Regions from separate parts of the Mus musculus genome. Here regions 1, 2, 3 and 5 are each linked to region 4. Evidence: chromatin loops called from intact Hi-C (ENCODE). Cell type or tissue: heart. All regions are shown on one strand.

The links. Hi-C counts contacts between places; a loop is a spot of excess contacts. Peaks named below come from ENCODE experiments on the same cell type or tissue, not always from the same donor. Only the 100,000 strongest peaks of a DNase experiment are listed, where the experiment ranks them.
Region 1: a loop joins it to region 4, with 2.2 times the contacts of the local background. A loop is called at or near these places in 5 of 42 quality-filtered maps.
Region 2: a loop joins it to region 4, with 6 times the contacts of the local background. A loop is called at or near these places in 12 of 42 quality-filtered maps.
Region 3: it touches region 4 in a loop (10-fold over the local background); 14 of 42 quality-filtered maps call a loop at or near these places.
Region 5: it touches region 4 in a loop (2.4-fold over the local background); 5 of 42 quality-filtered maps call a loop at or near these places.

The regions. Positions count from the first base shown.
Region 1 is chr13:24,829,185-24,833,184 of GRCm38, forward strand. It overlaps Acot13 (acyl-CoA thioesterase 13), which reads right to left and starts at 2,305. Exons shown (of 3, transcript NM_025790.2): 1 at 2,042-2,305. The coding sequence starts at 2,122. Tdp2 (tyrosyl-DNA phosphodiesterase 2) reads left to right here and starts at 2,475. Exons shown (of 7, transcript NM_019551.2): 1 at 2,475-2,745; 2 at 2,826-2,911. The coding sequence starts at 2,548. In heart, no CTCF peak of the experiment used is centred here; a DNase peak (open chromatin) is centred at 2,417; H3K4me3 peaks cover 2,740 bases; H3K27ac peaks cover 2,241 bases.
Region 2 is chr13:24,711,293-24,715,292 of GRCm38, forward strand. Ripor2 (RHO family interacting cell polarization regulator 2) reads left to right here. Exons shown (of 23, transcript NM_029679.2): 17 at 2,330-2,465; 18 at 3,998-4,000. Among named protein-coding and RNA genes, the nearest start is that of Armh2, 28 kb to the right of the region's middle. In heart, no CTCF peak of the experiment used is centred here; DNase peaks (open chromatin) are centred at 1,489 and 2,489; H3K4me3 peaks cover 653 bases; H3K27me3 peaks cover 39 bases.
Region 3 is chr13:24,479,683-24,483,682 of GRCm38, forward strand. No RefSeq gene overlaps it. Among named protein-coding and RNA genes, the nearest start is that of Gm22013, 5.1 kb to the right of the region's middle. In heart, a CTCF peak has its summit at 2,382; no DNase peak of the experiment used is centred here; H3K27ac peaks cover 754 bases.
Region 4 is chr13:24,918,076-24,922,075 of GRCm38, forward strand. Aldh5a1 (aldhehyde dehydrogenase family 5, subfamily A1) reads right to left here. Exons shown (of 10, transcript NM_172532.3): 5 at 1,604-1,747; 6 at 426-569. Among named protein-coding and RNA genes, the nearest start is that of 4932702P03Rik, 14 kb to the left of the region's middle. In heart, a CTCF peak has its summit at 2,484 (motif pointing left); a DNase peak (open chromatin) is centred at 2,508.
Region 5 is chr13:24,843,525-24,847,524 of GRCm38, forward strand. D130043K22Rik (RIKEN cDNA D130043K22 gene) reads left to right here and starts at 1,607. Exons shown (of 21, transcript NM_001081051.2): 1 at 1,607-1,775. In heart, no CTCF peak of the experiment used is centred here; a DNase peak (open chromatin) is centred at 1,567; H3K4me3 peaks cover 858 bases; H3K27me3 peaks cover 407 bases.

The DNA of each region.
Region 1 (4,000 bases), 89 kb before region 4:
AGACAGAGGCATGGAAAGTCAATACAAGTTTCAGACCAGTCAGGATCCTGTCTCAAAAAACAAAACAGCCGGGCGGTGGTGGCGCATGCCTTTAATCCCAGCACTCGGGAGGCAGAGGCAGGAGGATTTCTGAGTTCGAGGCCAGCCTGGTCTACAGAGTGAGTTCCAGGACAGCCAGGGCTATACAGAGAAACCCTGTCTCGAAAAACAAAACAAAAAAAAAAAAAAAAAAAAAGGAAATCACAAAACCCACACATACACATATACATGCCATTATACAAAAATATATACTTTAGTCTTAGCTTCTCATCCCACATAAAACAACCTCTTGTGTGTGTGTGGGGGGGGGACTTTTGGGATAGCATTGGAAATGTAATTGAAGAAAATACGTAATAAAAAAAAAAAGAAAAAAAAAGAAAAAAAAAACCAAAACAACCTCTTATCTGTCTGTCATAAGTTATCAATCACACAATAACTATTATTATATTATCGACCCCATGTAGTTTAACAGCCACTAGCTGCTACCTATAAATAATAAACTTGTGCAGTGTGGCTAGCCATACTACAAATGTGAGATTTATGCTAATTTTCAACTATTAAGTGTTTTAAAAAAAAAATCACTTTTTTTTTTTTTTGAGGGATTTGTTTATGTAACTAGCTTACAAGCTAGCCTGCATCAGCCTCCCTTAGCCTGGAATTACAGGCAGGTACCAAGCTGAACGTAGGTATGAGAATTTTAATTAGTTACTCAAAGGCAATCAAACCAATGTCAAAATTACCTCACAAAAAAACAGTCAGATGCTGTGGCACATACTATTCATCCCAATACTCAAGTAGCAGAGGCTGATCAATCTCTGTGAGATCCAGGATGACCTGGTCTACATGTCAAGTTCTGGATAGAACTTAAATAAATAATAGAAAATAAATAAATAAATAAAACCAAATAAATACGTTACAAAATATTCTAATACCCAGGAGGGTGAGGAAAGCTTACGGAGAAGTGGCTATGGAACCCTGTCAACGACAGGTGCCCACCTGCAACCCTGTCAATGACGGGCTCCCACCTGCAAGCTTGGATTAACTACATCCCAGTCCTCATAAAGTTGTTTTTGGTTGTTTTTAAAGAATTAAAATTTCCTCTTAAATCATTAAAATTCTTTTTAGGTAATATTATCTTTCTAAAAGTCACTGTCAAATGCTGTCCTTAGTTTTGAAATATTTCCTATTGGAAAACATTAAATATATTTACCTAAGGGTTATTTCCTATTTTTTTGACACTTTATGAACATAGTTAAAAAATTCTAAGAGGGGGCGTGTTCAGGAAAAAGATTTCAAATGCCTGTTGTTGACCAAAATTTATATTTCATGCCCAAATTCTTTTTAAATTTCCAAGTATTTTTTCTTAATCAGAAAAATAGACATGCGTGCATTAAAACATTTATTAAAAAGTCTGCAGCAAGTTCTAAGGTTAAGTGTCTTTCTACTCTGACAATACCACGCACTGGACTTCTGCTACGGATATTTATTAAGGATTGCTTCCTATAGAACACAATGTCTATAAAGTCTGGAAAACAGTAGTCTACGTTAGTTCATGTGGAATGGCAGGGTGCAGGCACTGGTCCTGGTTAACTCTGTAGACTCCCAGGCCAGCCTGGACTACAAGGGTTCTCAGCCAACAAACGTTACATAGTTACATAGACCTAGTTACAAAGACCTAGTCTCAAAAGCAAGAAATACAACACACGTACAGGTGGTTCTCGCATTCACTTCCGTACCTCAAACCTCCTTGACTCTTAAGAAACAATTCCTATATACTAGCCCTGCAGGCTCCAGCGTCCCTTAAATGGTACGCTGACATTTTTTCTCCACACACTCCAACAGTTTGCTGGTTAAAAAAAAAACAAAAAACAAAAAACCAAACATGCTTATTTACGTTTCGATGAGAATCCACGCCACGCACTTCCCCTGCGTTTGCGAGGCCACTAAGGTGTTTTACTAGGTTCGTCCCCTTCACCAGATACTTCGCCTACAATAAATATACCTTTTCCAAAACTCTATCAAAACCGGGAACTTTGAACATAACCTTCATTACTTCTCGTAGGTTCTGGGTCATGCTGCTCATCGTGGACGCAAAGCAAGAGTCTGGGCTCTGCGAGAATGAACTCTGGAAGAGACGTTTGTGAGAGGACAAGGGTGTGGAAGGTCAAGTCTGCAAGCCCGGCCGCTGTCGCGTCGTGCTCGGGAGAAAGGATCGCGCGCCCCGGTCGCCCTGGTCCTAGATGATCACGGGTTACCTTCACTCTTTAGCGCCCCAGCGCGCACGCGCAACCTTCAGGCCTCCTCGGCCCCTCCTTCCCCTCCCCTCCCCCTCCCCCTCCCCATCTGCGCCTCGCTGGCCGCGGACGGGGACCAGAGAGGGCGGTCTTCTTGCCGGAAGGTTGACGCGGACGCGCTTGCACGCTGCGCGCCTGCGCAGGTTCCGGCGTTCGCGATCAGTCGCGCGGGAAGCAGCGTGAAGAGCGGGTGTTTTGAGGGGACCCTGCGGCGATGGCGTCTGGCAGCAGTTCCGATGCGGCGGAGCCCGCAGGGCCGGCAGGGCGGGCGGCGTCGGCGCCCGAAGCAGCACAGGCGGAGGAGGACCGGGTGAAGAGGCGGCGGCTTCAGTGCCTGGGCTTTGCGTTGGTGGGGGGATGCGACCCCACGATGGTCCCCAGCGTCCTGCGGGAGAACGACTGGCAGACGCAGGTCAGTTCGCGTCTCTCGCTTCCGCCGCTCTCCCCCGGGAGGCGGGGCGCGCCCTGCAGCCTTGTGCCTTTGCTTTTCAGAAAGCCCTGAGCGCCTACTTCGAGCTGCCAGAGAACGACCAAGGGTGGCCGCGCCAGCCTCCCACGTCCTTCAAGTCCGAGGCCTAGTAAGCGACGGGGGTCGCGGGCTGCTCGCCGAGGGCGGGGAGGGACCGCCTGCTGGGCTTGGGCGTCCGAGGACCGGGACCTGGAAAAGGGCGGCCGGCGCCCCAGAGCTGGAAATCTCAGGGAATGCTTCCGAGGATGCAGGGTCACTTCCCAGCGGGACTTGTCTTTGTTGTTTTGGGACGAGTCTCACTGTGTAGCGCTTGGCTGGCCTGGAACTCGTCGTTATTTGAACCAAGCTGGCCTCGAACTCAGATCAGCTTGCTTCTGCCCTCTCAGTGCTGGCACGTTGAAGGCACATACTAGAACTGGCTTCCAACGTGATTTATTTTATTTTATTTTATCTTATTTCTTAAACCTGAAGATTATTTTATGTATTTTGAGGCAGAACCTCACCCTTTATCCCTGGCTGGCCTGAGCTTGGTGTGTAGACTAGGTTGGCCTCAAACACAGATCTACCTGCCTCAGAATCGAATGGGCTGGATTTAGAGTGCCCACCACCACACTGGGATGGAATTTTTGTTTAATGTTACCGTTATTTGTTCTTTTTCGAGACAGAGGCTTGCAATAATCCTGACCTCCAGCTCTCTTCCAGCCTCCCTTTTGCTAGCATTGCATCTGATTCCAGCACTCCCTACCCGAACTTTTTATTTGAGCCATATATGTCCAGGCTGACTTGGAACTCCTTTGTGGTCAAGGCTTGCCTTCCATTGGCCCAGTACTGGGATTAAAGGTTTGTGAAACCCTGGCTACTGAAATACACTTACTGACCTGAAATATTGGTGATATGTAAACTGAAGATTAGAAAAAAAACAGAGGTAGAGATTTTCTCCTGAAGAATGGTAACCTGTAAGTCTCCTTGTTTCTGCATAGTTTATCTGCTCTCCTCTTGCCAAAGAACGATAGTTTTTCTTTTGAGACAGGTTTGTTTCAAGTTTGATTAGTTTGGCACAAGTTTGTGTGTAGTTCAGGCCGGCATTGAGCTCCTAGCAATCTTGCCTCAGCCTGTGGGAACTAAAAACCATACCAGCCAGGTTTAATATTTGTTTTTAGTGTATGCTGTTCCTGTTGTCTCAATGCCCTGCCTCCGA
Region 2 (4,000 bases), 210 kb before region 4:
GGGCTGGACAGCACTAGGCACACAGTTATAGAAAACATAGAAGAAGATGACTTTCTCTAGCAAACAAATAGCTTTCTGAGCATAGTGGAACACACATATAATCCCAGGACTGGGCAGATAGACATAGGAGGATCCAGAGTTCAAGACAAAACCTGGGCTACATAGCAAGACATTGCCTCAAAGGAAGGAAGCACCTGATGGGAAAACGGAGGCATGGAGGTGCTGTGGGAAATGGGCTGGCTGTCAAAATCCTTGCCTCTGGCCAGACCTGAGCCCTGTCTATGTGCAGAGCTGTTGAGTATTTCTGCTATAGCCAGAGCATCCTCGAGCAGCCTCTCGCAGGCAGTTTTCCCTGCTGAGCGAATGGACCCAGATGTGGTGCTCATGCCTACAGTCCCAGTACTGGCAAGGCTGAGATAAGAGGATCGCTACTACACGTCTGAGAGGCCAGCCTGGGCTACAGAAGTAGATGCTGTATCAAGCCAAGAAAGAAAGGATTTTTGTTTCCTTCCAGCTATTCACTGCTTACCGTCACCTGAGTAAGACCCTTTTAGGTCTCTAATTATCTTCTCTGACTCTGATAATGTGCTAGGCAAACCGCCAGCCTCTGAGAGGCAAATAGCTTTCTTGTAAGACCTATGAGAGGTGTCTTCCATGGAGCGGGGAAGTCAGTCAGTCAGGATGCTGCTCCTCTAGCAGGGCCATGAGGGACAGTCCAACTCTCTTGTGGAGCAGATCTGTCCTAGGAAAAAACAATTTTATAGGTAATCTTCCCTTTTTTTTTTTTTTTTTTGGTTTTTTGAGACAGGGTTTCTCTGTGTAGCCCTGGCTGTCCTGGAACTCACTCTGTAGACCAAGCAGGCCTCAAACTCAGAAATCCACCTGCCTCTGCCTCCCGAGTGCTGGGATTAAAGGTGTGCGCCACCAAGCCTGGCACTATGGGTAATCTTATGGAGAAAAAGATATAAGCTGAAGGAGTGAGAATTACAATCCCCACTTCCCACTTGTTATCACCCTACAATCCTAGTGTTTCCTACCACTTGGTATATATAATTGCAGGAAGTTAAAAAAATAAATAAATAACCGGCATTCTGTGAGCTCACTGTACTTCTACTTTAGAAACAAGGTTTGTGTCCACTGTGCCTGCTGGCAGGAAAGACATCGGTGTGTAACTGATACTTTCATTTTGTTTTGACTTTTATTTTGTAGCCCAAGCTGGTTTAGAACTTAGCTGTGTAGCTGAGGCTGACCTTGACCTGACCTTCCTGCCTCTACTTGCCGAGTTTTGGGACTACGGGCATACACCACCACACTTGGGTACTTGTTAGACTCTGGAGTTTGAGAATTCCATTTATCTTTAGGGTTCGAGTGATCTAGACAGTGTGGCATGGCAGTGTCATTATCACCCAGGGGTCATGCCTGCCATCCCTGCCTACCAGGTAACCTGGGCAGGTTTCCAAGGGTCACAGAAGGAGCAGAGCCTTGGAGCAACGAGTTGCTTAGGTCCTTTCCTGTCTCAGAGCTCCTTTTCCTGCCCCCCCACCCCCCCCCAACACAAGTGAAGCCAATCTCTGTTTCTGTGGCACTGGGCCAGTTACTTACCCTGGGTGTGCCTCAGTCACAAAGTGTTTTCTGTCAACAAAATAGGACTCACTTCATCAGGTCACCATGAGACATGTGTGAACTAGCACTCGTATAGGGCTCAGAACGGCACCAGGAATACCGGCAGCACTCTTGGATTACACTGGGATAGCTCTAACCACAAGAATGACCATATGATGATATCCTCTTAACTTTCAGCTTGGAAACAGGGAAATTAAACCACGCAGTGAAAAACCCAAGCACTCATAAAAACAAATCCTATACTGCTCGTCCCCCAGGTCACAGCCTAAATGCCCTCTGCTATCTTCAAGGAGACGGAACTTTACATAGAACGAAGGGCAGGGCTGAGGGTGGAGTTTATAGCACGTATTTGGGAAGCTAAGGCAGGGGGATTATGAGTTTGAGGGCAGAGTGAGCTACATAGTTTCAGGCCAGTCTGAAGCACATGGTAGACCCTGTCTGAAAGAAAAAGAGAGGCGGGGGAGAAGAGAGAGAAGAAAATGGAAAATTCACAATAAATTGAAGCTCTGCCAGTGAGAAATCTCCAGAATATGTAAAAAGCTTGAAAGTAACAAAACCAGGTGTGATTTTTCTGACCTGAGGAACACTGACAAACTGGGACTAAAAGTGCAGCAGAGCTCTGCCTCTGCAACCTCTTCGGGAAGGATCCGGAGGGGAAGGTCACTGCCCTTGTCATCATTAAAAGGGCTTTTATTTGTCTTGTCAGCAAATCGTCTTCTCTAGCAAAACCCCCTTTGTGGCAAGAAGTCTCTTGGAGAAGCTGTCGAGGCAGGTCCTTGTGATGCAGAAGCTGGCAGCCGTGAGTGACGAGAACCTCGGGAACATCACCTCTGTGGTGGAAGGTAAGCCCGCCACCTGCAGGCCATCCCTGGAACCGAAGCACGCCCGACCACGCATGCTCACTGGAACTCAGTGGCGAGGCAGCTGAGTATACTCCAGCCTCAGTCTGGCTCCGAGCTTGTGTCTGGTGCAGAACTTTGGGGGACGGTTCAATGTGTGCGAAGATCAGACCTCATTCCTTAGTAGCCATCTACCTTGGTTTTTGAAACAGGATCTCTCACTAGCCTGAAGCTCACTAGGCTAGCTAGCCAGCAAGCCCAGGATCCTCTTGTTTCTCTCTCACCCCTCCCTAGCACTGAGGTTACAAGCACTATGTAACCAGCTTTTTAACTGTGGGTCCCGGTGTTCAAACCCGGGTCCTTGTGCTTTCAAGGCAAGCATTTTACCAATTGAGCCATTCTTCAGCTTCACAGCAGAACATGCCATGGAGTAGATACCCTTGACTTTTTGTGATCTGGCCACTGGACTCTTTCATAAAGGCAAGGGTTTGTCCTTTTTCACATCAGATATGAATGGAAACAGAGACTTCTGGGAAATCTGTAACTGAGCCTGAACCCACCCTGAAGTTCTCCCGATGCATTTCTGCCTCTCTTTTCTATTCCTGCTAAGAGCAGTGACTTTGGCAGGTAACTAAATGGTGGGAGAAATGGCAGACATTCGGGCTGCAAATGAGTTGTGTCTCGTGCTCTACTACAGCCTCGTCCTGATCACAGGCACCCACAAGTGTGATTGTGAGCATGTGCCACCTGCCCGTGCTGTCTGCTTGGACTGACCTGGGAGCCTGGGGCAGAGGAAAGGCTCTTCCAGCAAACCCTGCCGTGTTCCGGCCCCTCCGAGGGCTTATTCTGTATGGCGTTTTTGCTATAAAGTCACAGGAGTTTAGTGTGGCCTCCCCAAGGCTGAGCAGCTGTGCCTTGTCTTTGAGAACAAACAGCTGAGTAGTCACTGAGGTCTCTTTGCTCCAGGGAGGAGGGGTTTTTCTCTGGACCGCCTACCAATCCACAAAGACTGTAGTAGTTCCAGTAGAAAAGCACAGTCCTAGTGCCTGTGGGGGCATATCTAATCTCATCTACTCAGGACACTGAGACCACTTCAAGGTCAGCCTGTGCTATAGAGTGAGATCAAGGTTACCCTGGGCAAGACATATTTCAAAATCATTAGTAAAAAGGTTAGAGATGTAACTCAGTGGTAGTGCATTCCTGAGATCCTAGGATCAATCCCCAGTAACACACACACACACACACACACACACACGATGAAAGAAAAAGGAAAGAAGGGAAATTTGCCTGGGGGGGGCGGAGGGGATAGACAAGAAGATTGGGAATTCAAGGTTATCCCTTTGTTTGAGGATAAACTGGGTTACATGAGACCTAGTCTTAGATAATGAATGAATGAATGAAAATATTGTTAAAAATAAAACAAAATAAAGGTTTTTAAAAACACAAAAGACAGGCTCTAATGTCCCTGGGACAGCTTACCACCAGACCCAGGTTGCCATCATCCTCTCTTCATTAACATCCCTCTTCTCTTCCAGCCA
Region 3 (4,000 bases), 440 kb before region 4:
TCCATGAGCTCTGCTTCTACCAGTGGGGTCACAGCCATCGCTGTCTAGGGCAGTGGTTCTCAACCTGTGGGCCATGACCCCTTTGGAGGTTGAATGACTGTTTTGCAGGGGTCACTTATGTCCATCAGAAAACACAAATATTTACATTATGATTCATAACAGCAGCAAAACTACAAAGATGAAGTAGCAATGAAAATAATTTCATGGTAGGGGGAGGAGTCACCACAACATGAGGAACTGTATTAAAGGGTCCCAACATGAGGGAAGTTGAGAACCACTGCTGTAGGGAAAAATACAGGGATTTCTTCTTCTCTCCCCCACATCCTCCTCCTCCTCCTCCCCCTCCTCCTCCTCCTCCTCCTCCTCCTCTTCCTCCTCCTCCTCCTCTTCCTCCTCCTCCTTCTTCCTTCCCCCCCTTCTTTCTTCTAACTGCATTCCTGGCACATTAGAGAAATCAAGCCAATCTTTTGGTTTCTCTTGCAGACAAATTAGTAGGCTAGTAGTCATCATTTTTGAAGTATTATACTTTAAAAACTGACATGATTTCAACTGGTAATTATCTCCATTAAAATGTATTCCTCTTGTACAAATAAACACCATGTAAATAATAAGTATACAAAAGTAAAATAACAAATGTCGCCACCCATGAAAACAATGTAGGGTTTTTTGTTGTTTACTGATCCAAAAAGGTATAAAGTTTATTTTTAGAAAATTATGTTATAAGAAATATAACTTTTAGGCTGGTACATGCCTTTTCTCCCAGCACTCTGTGGGCAGAAGGAGGCAAGTCTCTGTGAGTTCCAAGAACGATCTAATTTTTATATTAAAATAAGAGAATACCTAATAGTGTGTACACGTGGTTTTGTGTGTATATGCAAGTTTATGTGAGCATGCTTTTTCTGTGTGTGTGTGTCTGTGTGCGCGCATGTGATACATTTAGATTCTTTCCATTGGCTAGAATTCCTGAGGCTGGGTAACTGAACTGTGGCTTTTGCTGACATCGGCTCAGTCTTCCAAGGCATGGACAGGCCTGTGCGTATGACCGCCCTGGAGTCTGTATTTACATAATTTGCATATGCTCCTATGCCTTTGCTGATTTTCCATGGAGTTCCACAACACTGATTCTGCAAAGACTCCTCCCTCTGCTATTTGCAATATAGACTAAGTTCTGATCACATTCTTGCTACGATAAAATATCCTGACAAAGGCGACTTCAGAGCAGGAGGCTTGTTTGTCTACAGTCACAAGCTACAGTTCTCCGTGTTGGAACAGTGAAGCCAGGAACTGGCAGCAGCCTGTCACGTCCACAGTGAGAGTAGAGCGGGAACAAATGGATGCCTGCTTTTGCTCAGCACCCTCTTGACATTTATCTGCTCCCCGCCCCAAACCCTGGGAACAGTGACACCCACAATAGGCAGATCTCCCCACCTCAATTAATGGGATCAGAATGATTGCCCCACAGATATGCCCACAGGCCAACCTCACTCTTCTGCACAGTCCCTCTCTGAGACTCTGTTTCCAGGTAGATCTAGGATGTGCCAAGTTGACAAGCAGACCTGACCATCACAGACTATTTCTCTCTTAAAATACCTTCAGAGGTTGGGATATAGTTCAACAGTACTACATCAGTCTATATAAGCCCCAGGCCATCCCCCAAAAACACCACCACTGTGAATACACTCTCTCGAGTGCACACACACGTACACACGTGCACACATGCACACACGAATGTACCCATGATTTCCTAAATGCCTTAAGGGTAATCATATTTTATGAAAAAAAAAAACCTAACAAATACTTTAAAATATACAGTACTTATACCAATCACAAGACATTAAATTACAAAAAATATAAGACTCTGTTTGACATGTTATTTTGTTTTTAATTAATAAATGTGTTTCTTTTTAGATAGTATATTTATTTGTTTGTTTGTTTGTTTGTTTATGTGTTTGTGTGGTTGTTTGTATGTGTACCACACGCATGTGCCTGCCGAGGCCAGAAAATGGCAGCAGATTCTACAAAGCTAGAGTTACGGGCAGTTGTGAGCAACTGGATATGGGCGCTGGGTATCAAACCTGGGGTGACTGCAAGAGCAACGAGACTCTTAACCACTGAACCATCTCTCAAGCCGGATTTATTTACTGGGAGGAGGGGCCACACATACCCTGCAGGGTAAGCTCTGTGGCAGGCACATCTCTACTCAGCCATCTCTCCAGCAACATGTATTATTATTTTAGCAGTAGAAGACCGAAGACAATTGAGAAAATAGGATAGCTGTCCAGAATGTAAAGATATTTACTTTTTCCTTTGGACACGCTGAACTACTCTAATTTGAGCTGGACAACACACCAAGGCCTGGGAAACTGCAATGAGCCAAAGTTGTCAGTAGGTGACAGAAGAGCACTGCACAGCACCAATTGAGCTCTTTGAGGCTGTTGAGCTGTTTGAGGTTATTGAGCTATTTGGTTGAGAGACTTACAGAGAAGCTATTCTCTTCAGGAGCACCTAAGGGGAGGAAGGCTTCCTTCCAGCACATTCCGTTCCAGGAATCACCCGTTTTTATGGGGAACCACCTAAGGCATTCAGGTTACATCTTGTAAAAGAAGAGCTCTTGTGAGGGCATACGACATCTTCATTCCTTCTGCCTTTCAGATTGAGGATAATCAGATCGTATATTTCTTTTCTAAAACAAGATGTTGGTGTGTAACCCGGGATGCTCTCAGACTCTCAGCTCTCTTCCTCCCTCCATTCCACAGTTCTGAGCTTATAAGAATTACAGACTTACCTCTGATTGGCAAGTGTCTATTTTCCCTGCAAACTCTGAGAAACTTTGTATAGCTGTATCCAAAGAAAGAAGTGTTTTCATAATGCCATAGAGAACAGTTTGAGTTTTGCTTCATTAGACAAAGCCACGTTTCTTCTTGTCTTCTGGGTCATTGCCTTCTCCTGCCTGCTCCTTTTCTAATTGTACATCTTTGGGAGACTAGGCATCAAAACAAGCCTGACTAAGGCCTTTATTTATGGATGTGCTGTCCAGTGAATACAAAAACACTAGAGTCCCTGGCTTAGTCCGGTTTTGTCAACTTGACACAAACCTAGACATTATCTGAGAAGATGAACCTCAAATGAGAAAATGCCTCCATCAGATTGCCTAGAGGAAACTCTAAGAACATTTTCTCCATTAAATATTGGTTTGAGAGGATGCAGCCTAGTGGGGGGGGGGCGTCTGGGTGTGTAAGAAAGCAGGCTGAGCAAGCCATGGTGGGCAAGCCAATGAGCACTGTTCCTCCATGGCCTCTGCTTCAGTTCCTGCTTCCAGGTCCCTGCCTTCAGATCCTGTACTGATTTCCATTTATTTCCGTTCCTTCTCTAGTTGCTCTTCATGGTGTCTTATAATAGGACTAGAGACCCTAAGACACGGGGTTCCAGAGATGGCTCAGTGGTTAGGGGAACTGACTATCCTTCCAGGGGACTTGGGTTCAAATCCCAACATCCACATGGCAGCTCACAGCGTCTGTAACTCCAAGATCTGACATTCCTACATAGACATACACTCAGGCAAAACACCAACACACATAAAATAAAGTAAATAAGATTTTTTTTAAAAAAGATGAAATAGAGGAAACCAAGACACTCCTCTAATGCTGAAAACTCTTTTGGTTTTTTTTTTTCTTTTTATCTTCCTCTTTTCTCTTCTCTTCTCTTCTCTTCTCTTCTCTTCTCTTCTCTTCTCTTCTCTTCTCTTTTCTTCTCTTCTCTTCTCTTCTCTTCTCTTTTTTCTTTCTTCTCTTTTCTTTAGAAAAGAGGACAGTGGATTCTTAGTGTGTTCCCAGCCCCAGCCCATGGATGTTCAGGAAGTGGAGTTTTTGCTCATAAACCAAGCTAGGTGGTGTGGCCACAGATATCACACTGCCAAAGGGCACAGCCCTGAGAGGCCTTGTGTGTTAGTGATCCTCTGGTATTCCAAAGGATGGGCCCTGCCTAATCGTCTACCACAGTG
Region 4 (4,000 bases):
GGAATGGGAAGATAAGAGTATCACCAGGGCTTGCTGGCCTATCTAGATCCAGGTTCAATGAGAGACCCTGTCTCAGGGGTATAAGGTAGAGAGTGATAGAGGATGGCAGCCATCCTCTTCTGGCTTCTGCATATACTGGAAAGGGGTCATGGGCCTACATGTCTGTGCATTGAGACACATACACCAAACACATATACATAAAGACATTTGCAATTCTGGAAATGCTTTGAAGCAACAGACTAGCTCTTACTTCTCTTTGGACTATTCAAGCCTACCTCATGCCTGACAGAAAGTACTAGGTAAACACTTGCTACACAATGACTGAGCAGATGAACAAAGGAACCGGAAGAGAGGCAAGGCCTTGGTCTTTGTAAAACACATATGCATCCCCTTACCCCAGCACCAAAACATTCTGCATGACTCACCTGCCCAGCATTCCTAAATTTAGACGCCATTGCCCCCGCGACGGCCTGGTCTACGTTGGCACTGTCAAAGACAATGAATGGGGCGAGGCCACCCAACTCCATGGAGACACGCTTCACAGAATTTGCTGCGTGATGTAGCAGGATCTGCAGGAGGCACAGTAGGAGGAAAATAATGTGAGCATCCAAATCAATGGCCAGGGTGTTATTGTTTGCATAGAAAGTACCTTCCTCTGATGGCCCAAATGTCCAAAGAGTGGTCACCAATTCTAGCTGAGGGGGGTATTCATTAGGGACTGGGGTCTAGCTCAGGAAGGAGGTCATGGGGAAATGTGTTTGGAGGATGTATCTGGTCCTGGACCCCTTTCTCTCTCTCTTTGTTTCCTGGCCACTAGAAGGTGAGCAGCTCTTCACCACCAAGGCCTCCTTCCATGAGACTTCTGCCTCACTACAGGGATAAAAACAAGGGAGCCAAGTGACCATGGACAGGAACGGAACCTCCTATACCAGGAGCCAAACGTCCCCAAGCATCCCTCCTCCTTTAAGTTACTTTTCTCACGTATTTTACAACAACAGAAAACCAGCATAGAAGGCAGCTAAAACCTTTGTTTTACAAAATTACCCAAGGATGAAAATTTAAGGTAGGCACAAAGTCACCTTGCTTTAGATATCATTTTGCATAAGAAAAAGGAAACATGAGAATATATTGTTTTAAATATCTTTGTATTTATTCTTTGAGAAGTTCATACATGTATGCAATGTATTCTGGAGCATACAGATTCTTATTTTGATAGATTTGATTTAAAAAATGGCTAGGAAGGTAGTAGGGAAGTAGAAGTGATTATTTACAGAAAGGGGGAAGGACAGTGACATTGAGGGCTGCGGCAATGGCAAAGACGAACAACGTTAACACTGTCCTGAGTTTTAAACCATACCATCAATTCAACAATGACACGACAGGCCAGGCGTGGTGGTATATTTCTTCAATCCCAGCACTTGAGAGACAAGTGGATCTCTCTGTGAGTTCAAGACCAGCCTGGTCTACATAGCAAGTTCCTGGCCAGCCAGGGCTATGTAGACCTTGTCTCCAATAAAATTAAACAAAACCATACAATAGTAATCTCACACCCTGTAAATAGAAAGCATTAGAGTAACACCTGTTTGGCTCTGACATTACATACCTTTCCCGTTGCTGTTGAGCCAGTAAAGGAAATTTTGGACACCAATGGATCGGTACACAGGACCTCTCCCACTTCCTTGGCCTTGTTTCTAGAGCAGGGAATGACGTTGTAGACACCTGCAGGGATTCCCGCCTGGTTTGCAAGCTTTAAAGAGAAACAGCAAACACACCATAACAAGGATTGAACTGAAAAAAAACAAAACAAACAGAACCAGAAGTAAACATGTTTAACCCGGAATGCAATGTAAAACATAAGTTGCCTTGGGCCACAGTAAAAACCATACTGAAGAGAATCTGACCTGGTGGTGCACGTCTATAACTCTAACTCTTGGGAGGTAAAGGCAGGAGGATCACAAACTCAAGGTCATCTTCGATTACATAGTGAGTTCAGGGCCAGCCTGGGCTATAGGACACCCTATTCCCTCACAATAATATATTATGGGCTGGATAAACAGCTCAGTGCCTATTAGCATGTATGGCTCTCTTTGAGAGAACCCGAGTTTAGTTCCCATCACCCATAGCTTACCACCCTCCAGCTCCAGGGTATCCTATACTCTTTTCTGGTTTGGGTACAGTTCCCCCTCCCATACACATATAAATGTAATTAAAGATTTAAAAATATGTTAACATCAGCACCAATAAAAAACCTTCTTTTAGGTCCATATATGTGCATGTATATGTGTGACTATGTGTGTATATGTCTATTCACACGCACATATGTGCTAAAGATTAAAGCCACAGTCTCTCTCTGCTAAGCACACACTGTGACTGAACTACCCTCCTAGCCTCCTAAATAAATACATGGGTATAACTAAGTAGCAATGTGAGTTCCATCCACCAAGTACAGTGTCTTAGGTAAGAGCTTTAGCGCCACCTCCTGTTCAGTCTGAGGCAAATCTCAAGCTTTTTGACTGACTGTAGACTCCAGCGTGGAGCGGGGAAAGGATGTCTAGAGAAAACTCACGAAGCTGCTCACTAGTTCCTGTGGGTCAGAGCTGAGGAAAGGGAGGCACAGACAGGAGGAACTCAACAGAGGTGAAGATCTGGGGAGGAGGGAAGCAGCCACTGACCCCAGCCACCTGACCTGGGGACCTGGGCCTTGCCAGGACAGGGTCTAGAGCAGGTCTGTCCTGAATTTCCCAGATCTCTATAGCCCTCATTAGCCTCAAAATGGTGGCCATCCTCCTGCCTCAACCTCCCCAGTACTGATATTACTGGAGTAGTTAGTAAGGTTTTTTGTTTGTTTGTTTTTGTTAGCAAGGTTTTTAATCTCACTAATCTCTCACAAAAACAATAAGTATGAAGCGAATGTCCTTGTATGTTAATCAAAGTATTAAAACAAATCAAATCAGCAATGTGGTAGCAAATCCAAATATCAGGACATTATTTATGAGAAGACCGAGGGACCAAGTTTCTCCACAGACAGAAACTGCAAGTGGGTAGAGGCCTGCGGGATAAGACCTATGTGAGGAGGGAGCCCAGAGAACGCCCCCGGACAGACCCAAGGGAAGCCCATGGGTGCTCACGGGACCCCCCGGGACACAGGCAGACCACCTGGAAAAATGCAGATGCAAACCTGTAAGTCAGAATAATTAGAGAGAATACAATAAAAAAAATTGAGAGTTTAAAAAAAAATCAGAAATGACCACCAAGCTACAAGAACATGAGAAAGAAAAAGTAACCCACAAAACCTTTGTGTTGGCTGCTTTCTGTCAGGGTGCTACCACAGGAAGTCAAGAGGGGTGGGTACCAATGGAGGCAGGCCTTCTGCTTGTTTGTTTAGTTTGCGACAGGCTCTTCCTGGGTAGCCAGGCTGACATCAATCTTTCTGCCTCCGCCTCCCAAGCGAAGGCTTCAAGTGTAGTGGCTTAGCCCCTGGTCTTTAGATCACCAAAGGCTTGCTCCCTGTGATGACATTCATTGCTGATGTACAGGACAGCCTAGGAGACATGTGACCGAGCACAGGAGACACTCGTCACCTGTGGGCTGGGGTCCGCAGACCCAGTCAAAAGAGGAAAACAGGAAGCCAGCTGAGAACGCCATTCACTTGATTTTGCCTCCTGACTGCAAACCTAACTCAACAGGTTACCTCAGGCTCCTGAGGACATGACTTCAGGGCCATGATGAACTGCATCCCCTAAAGCTACAAGTCTCCTTCCATGCCCCTGTCAGACATCTGTCACAGCAACAAGAAAAGGAGTTCAGACCCCTCCAAAGGGCATCGTGGAGCCAAGCGTTTCCTCTTTCTTTTGCTTTGGGGCTGTGAGGTGGACAGTTACCTTTGCCACACTGTTCTTACCATGATGTGCTGTTTTACCATAGGCACAAAGGTGCAGGGATCATAGCCTGGAACCTCCAAAACCTATGGATAAAGTAGACCTTTCCTCTTCATAAGCTA
Region 5 (4,000 bases), 75 kb before region 4:
TTCATCACACTGATGACGGACAGAGGAGAGGTAAGCTGATTTTCTTTCTCGTGGTAAGCAGTTTGGTTGTTTTGGAGGGGGAAAGTTGAAGGTAAGTTCACATTTTCTAGTCTGTAGGGATGTGTAGTTGTTTATCTCCATTCGGACCTCTGATGACTGTCTTTTGCTCCTATATGAGGGCTGGGAGAGTTGTACACTGATTTAACTATTCTCATCTTGTGACTCATGCCTTCTGTATCTCTTCACTGCCTGCATCTTTTCTCTAGCTATCATTAATATGTACCATGAGAGAAGGAAATGTCTTCCTACAGTGAGGTTTGGTGTTTGCCCTCTGAGCCCATTTAGTGACTGAATTAATGATTTTTCCCCCTTTTTAGTCCATGCTTATTTTTATTCTCAGTCTTCTATTTTGGTTTTTTTGAAACATGGTTTCTCTGTAGCCTTGGCTGTCCTGGAACTCCCTCTGTAAACCATGTTGGCTTTGAGATGTAGCTGCCTCTACAACTGTAGGACTGGGATTAAAGGCCCGGGCCTTCTCCGTTTTATAGCTTATTCTCTTTACCTCCTTAGTGGCTCTTTATCTCCATTAGTTAACGTGTTCATCCTATATGATGCTTTTACATGTATGGTGTTTGTAAGTACACATGAGGAGGCCAGAGGGCAGTTTGTGGAGTCATTTCCAATTTTATGTGGGTCTTCTGGTAGATCTAACTCAAGTCATCAGCCTTGGTAAAGTAAGTCCCTCTACTACTGGCTGAGCCATCTCACTGCCCCTCCCCTTAAGAGAAAAGCCTCATTAAGTAGCCTGGGCTGGCCTGGTAACTGTATCTGGCTTTTTAATTTATTGTTTGAAAGAGTGTTATTGTTTGAAATCGTGAAGCTCTTGCTTCAGCCTCATGAGTCCTAGGGTGGACTTCTGTTCTTGGGTCATCTCCATTTTCTAACAGGAGACATTTAGTAACATTTGTAACCTGTCTGATGTTTCTCCACAAAGATGACAGTGCAGGCTTATACTGGTGTGCGACTCAGTCATTAAGCCACCGTGGATGTATAAAGAATACTCTGCCCGTCCTTTCTGCCCCTTAATGCCAGTTCCTAGACACTTTCTTGTCCTTATTACAAAACTAAAAATACAAGGAACAGTGTTCCACTGACTTAGAATTTCCTCTGACTCAAGATTCTCACTACAAGACACAAATGTTGAAATGCACTTGGCACCCATTTAACCTGCAAAGTAGAGTTGCTCTGTGACGACCTAGGCCCAGTTTACCATCCTTGATTTGAAAGCAGCACTTGAAACCAAGCAGATTAGTTATGGGGTTGGGGGTCTTGCAAAAAGGCTTGGCTGGAAACAAGACTTGAATGGCCAGGTGACTTGACTTGGAGTAGTCTGAGCCAAGCAGTGCTTGCTTCCCCGGGTGGAGCATTTTTCTAGACGACCTGTCTATCCCCTCAACAGTTCAGAACCATGGCAGGAAAGGGGTGGGCGAGGGACCAGAGCAGGGAAGCAACGGAGGCCCCTCTGCTTAGCGGGGCAGTGCGGGCTGCGGCGCAGGCCATCCCTAGGGGCGTGTGTGCGCGTGCGTATGCGTCGCCCTGGTAACCCGGGAGGCAGAAAGGCGCTGAATCACCAGCGCGGGCTCGCAGCGTCTGTCTGTGCAGCCGCAGGGGTGGGCAGGTGTCGCCTGCAGGTGTGCCTCGCAGGTGTCTCAACTGGACATCAGCGGCTGGCCAGTCTGGAGTACCGCGGAGCCTGGAGATCGCTGGGGATGGAGGTAAGAGCCGCACTCAGCTGCCTGCGTTCCTGTTTGGATCGATGGGTTCTCAGCAGGGTGGAGTCAGGGAGACTTGGGCAGCTAACCTTAAACCTAAGAATCGGTTTCTTTAAAGTTCATTCAGAACTGGCATTTGCTAAATGCATTTCGTATCTTAGTCAGAGGCTTTTAATCTGGACTCCAGGTCCCCGGATTTCTAGCTAGGGTGTAGTTGGGATTCCTCCTTACCTCTGCCTAGGGATGCAGGATATGAGTGTGTTTATGAGACTGGGTGATGGGGTGTTGAACGAAGCTCCAGTGAGCTTGCAGTGTTTAGCTTCAGCAGCCACCTCAGGTGCAGAATCCCATCTCCCAGCCCAGCTGGCCAACTGTCAGCAACGACGACAGCAAGCAGGTAGGTGGTGTCAGAAAAAAAAAAAAAAAAAAAAAAAAAAAAAAAAAGCCAAGAGGGGGACTTCTAAGGCTTCTTCTGGACACCTAGGAAAAGCAATCCTAGATAGTTGCATGATTTGATGGTTTCCCTGTTTCGTGGAGGCGGGAGATTTGGGGATCTTTCCAACCTCGCAAATTGCATGCTTTAGACTGAAGAATTACCTTTAAATTTCGTTTAGTGCTGTTGTCGTGGACCTCGCTACCACTTACCAAATGCATTCATCTCCTCTCTTTACCGTCACCAGAAGCTTAGCGCTGTATAAAGGCTTTTCTTCCTGCTCTTTGAATTCTCTCCAAGGAATGGCACAGATTTATCAGGATCACAAAGCTGCAATCGCTAGTCATCGTTCTCAACACCATTTGTTTTCATAATTGTCTGAAGGGAGCAAGCAAGCCGGAGCATATTCACGCTCATCTTTATTGCTGGCTTTACTGAACATTTTCGTTTGTGAGTTAGATGTTGATATTTTTCCTAGTGCTTGAGCAGAAAAGTTGAGTGGCATTTGTGTTAATAATGGAAAAAAGTGTAGATCACATTTCCTAAAAACCACAAAAATGTTCAAGGTGGATGTGTGTATTAATTTATTCCTGAAATGCACGGCGCCTGGGAAAGTTCCTCAGAGAGACTGAAGTTGTGTCACATGTACATTTTTATTTCATGCTCATGATTTTAGTTACTTCTAATGCAGATGGGGCAAAGTAGAGATTTCAGTTCAGTTCCAAACTTAGAACTCACTGAGAAAGCTGAATTCTCTGCAAACTGAACAGGAGATAAAACAAGAAACAAGACAAACAAACAAAAGCCTGCAGCAGGAATTTTTAGAACCTCCGGTAACAGGAACAGACAGCACACCGCTGCTGGGTAAAATGCCGAGGCAGGGATGCGTGTCCTTTCAGAAAGGTAACGGTCACTGAGCTCTCATCCTCACGGTTTAGAGAGCTGAAGGAGAGCTTTGGTGAGTTATAAAGTAAGAAGTATGTTTAAGGTTTGTTCTTGACTTAAGTGCCCCTCACCCCCAACAGACAGCCTTTCCTTTTAAAACCAATTTGTGGAAATAAGGATGTCTGTTTGGGGCAGGGGTTGGAGTGTGTGTGTGTGTGTGTGTCCGCGCGCGCGCGCGCGCATGTACAGTGTTGGGTGACAAATAGCCTGATGGGAAAAGATGGTCTGCTTAGGGTTGTGGTTCAGCTGTTAGAGGCGACCTCCCCTCATATTAAGGAAACTATAACCTCTAAGCCCCATTGTTCTCATCTGTAAAATAGAGAAAATAGTAAGGCCTACTCAGTGGAATTTCTATAGGAATTAAAATAAAAATAGAATTTGCACGTGCTGAGCTGTGAAGGATTGCTCAAACCCTAGTGTTGGAGGCCAGCTTTGGAAATACAGAGGGATGCTGTTGCTTTTGGTTTTGGTTTTGATTTGTGTGCGAGTGTGCCTGTATGCCACACATGGAGTTTGAACTCTTAGAGCTAGGGTTCTAGGCATTTGTAAGCTTCCTGACCTAGGTGCTAGGATCCAAACTTAGAGGCCCATTTAGAAAATAATTAAAATAAGATACTATTACACAAATGCTTCTTAAAAAACCATGGTTTCGGCCGGGCGTGGTGGTGCACTCCTTTAATCCTAGCACTTGGGAGGCAGAGGCAGGTGGATCTCTGAGTTCGAGGCCAGCCTGGTCTACAAAGTGAGTTCCAGGACAGCCAAGGCTACACAGAGAAACCCGGTCTCAAAAAAACCAAAAAAAAAAAAAAAAAAAAAAACATGGTTTCGCTGGGCGTTGGTGGCACACGCC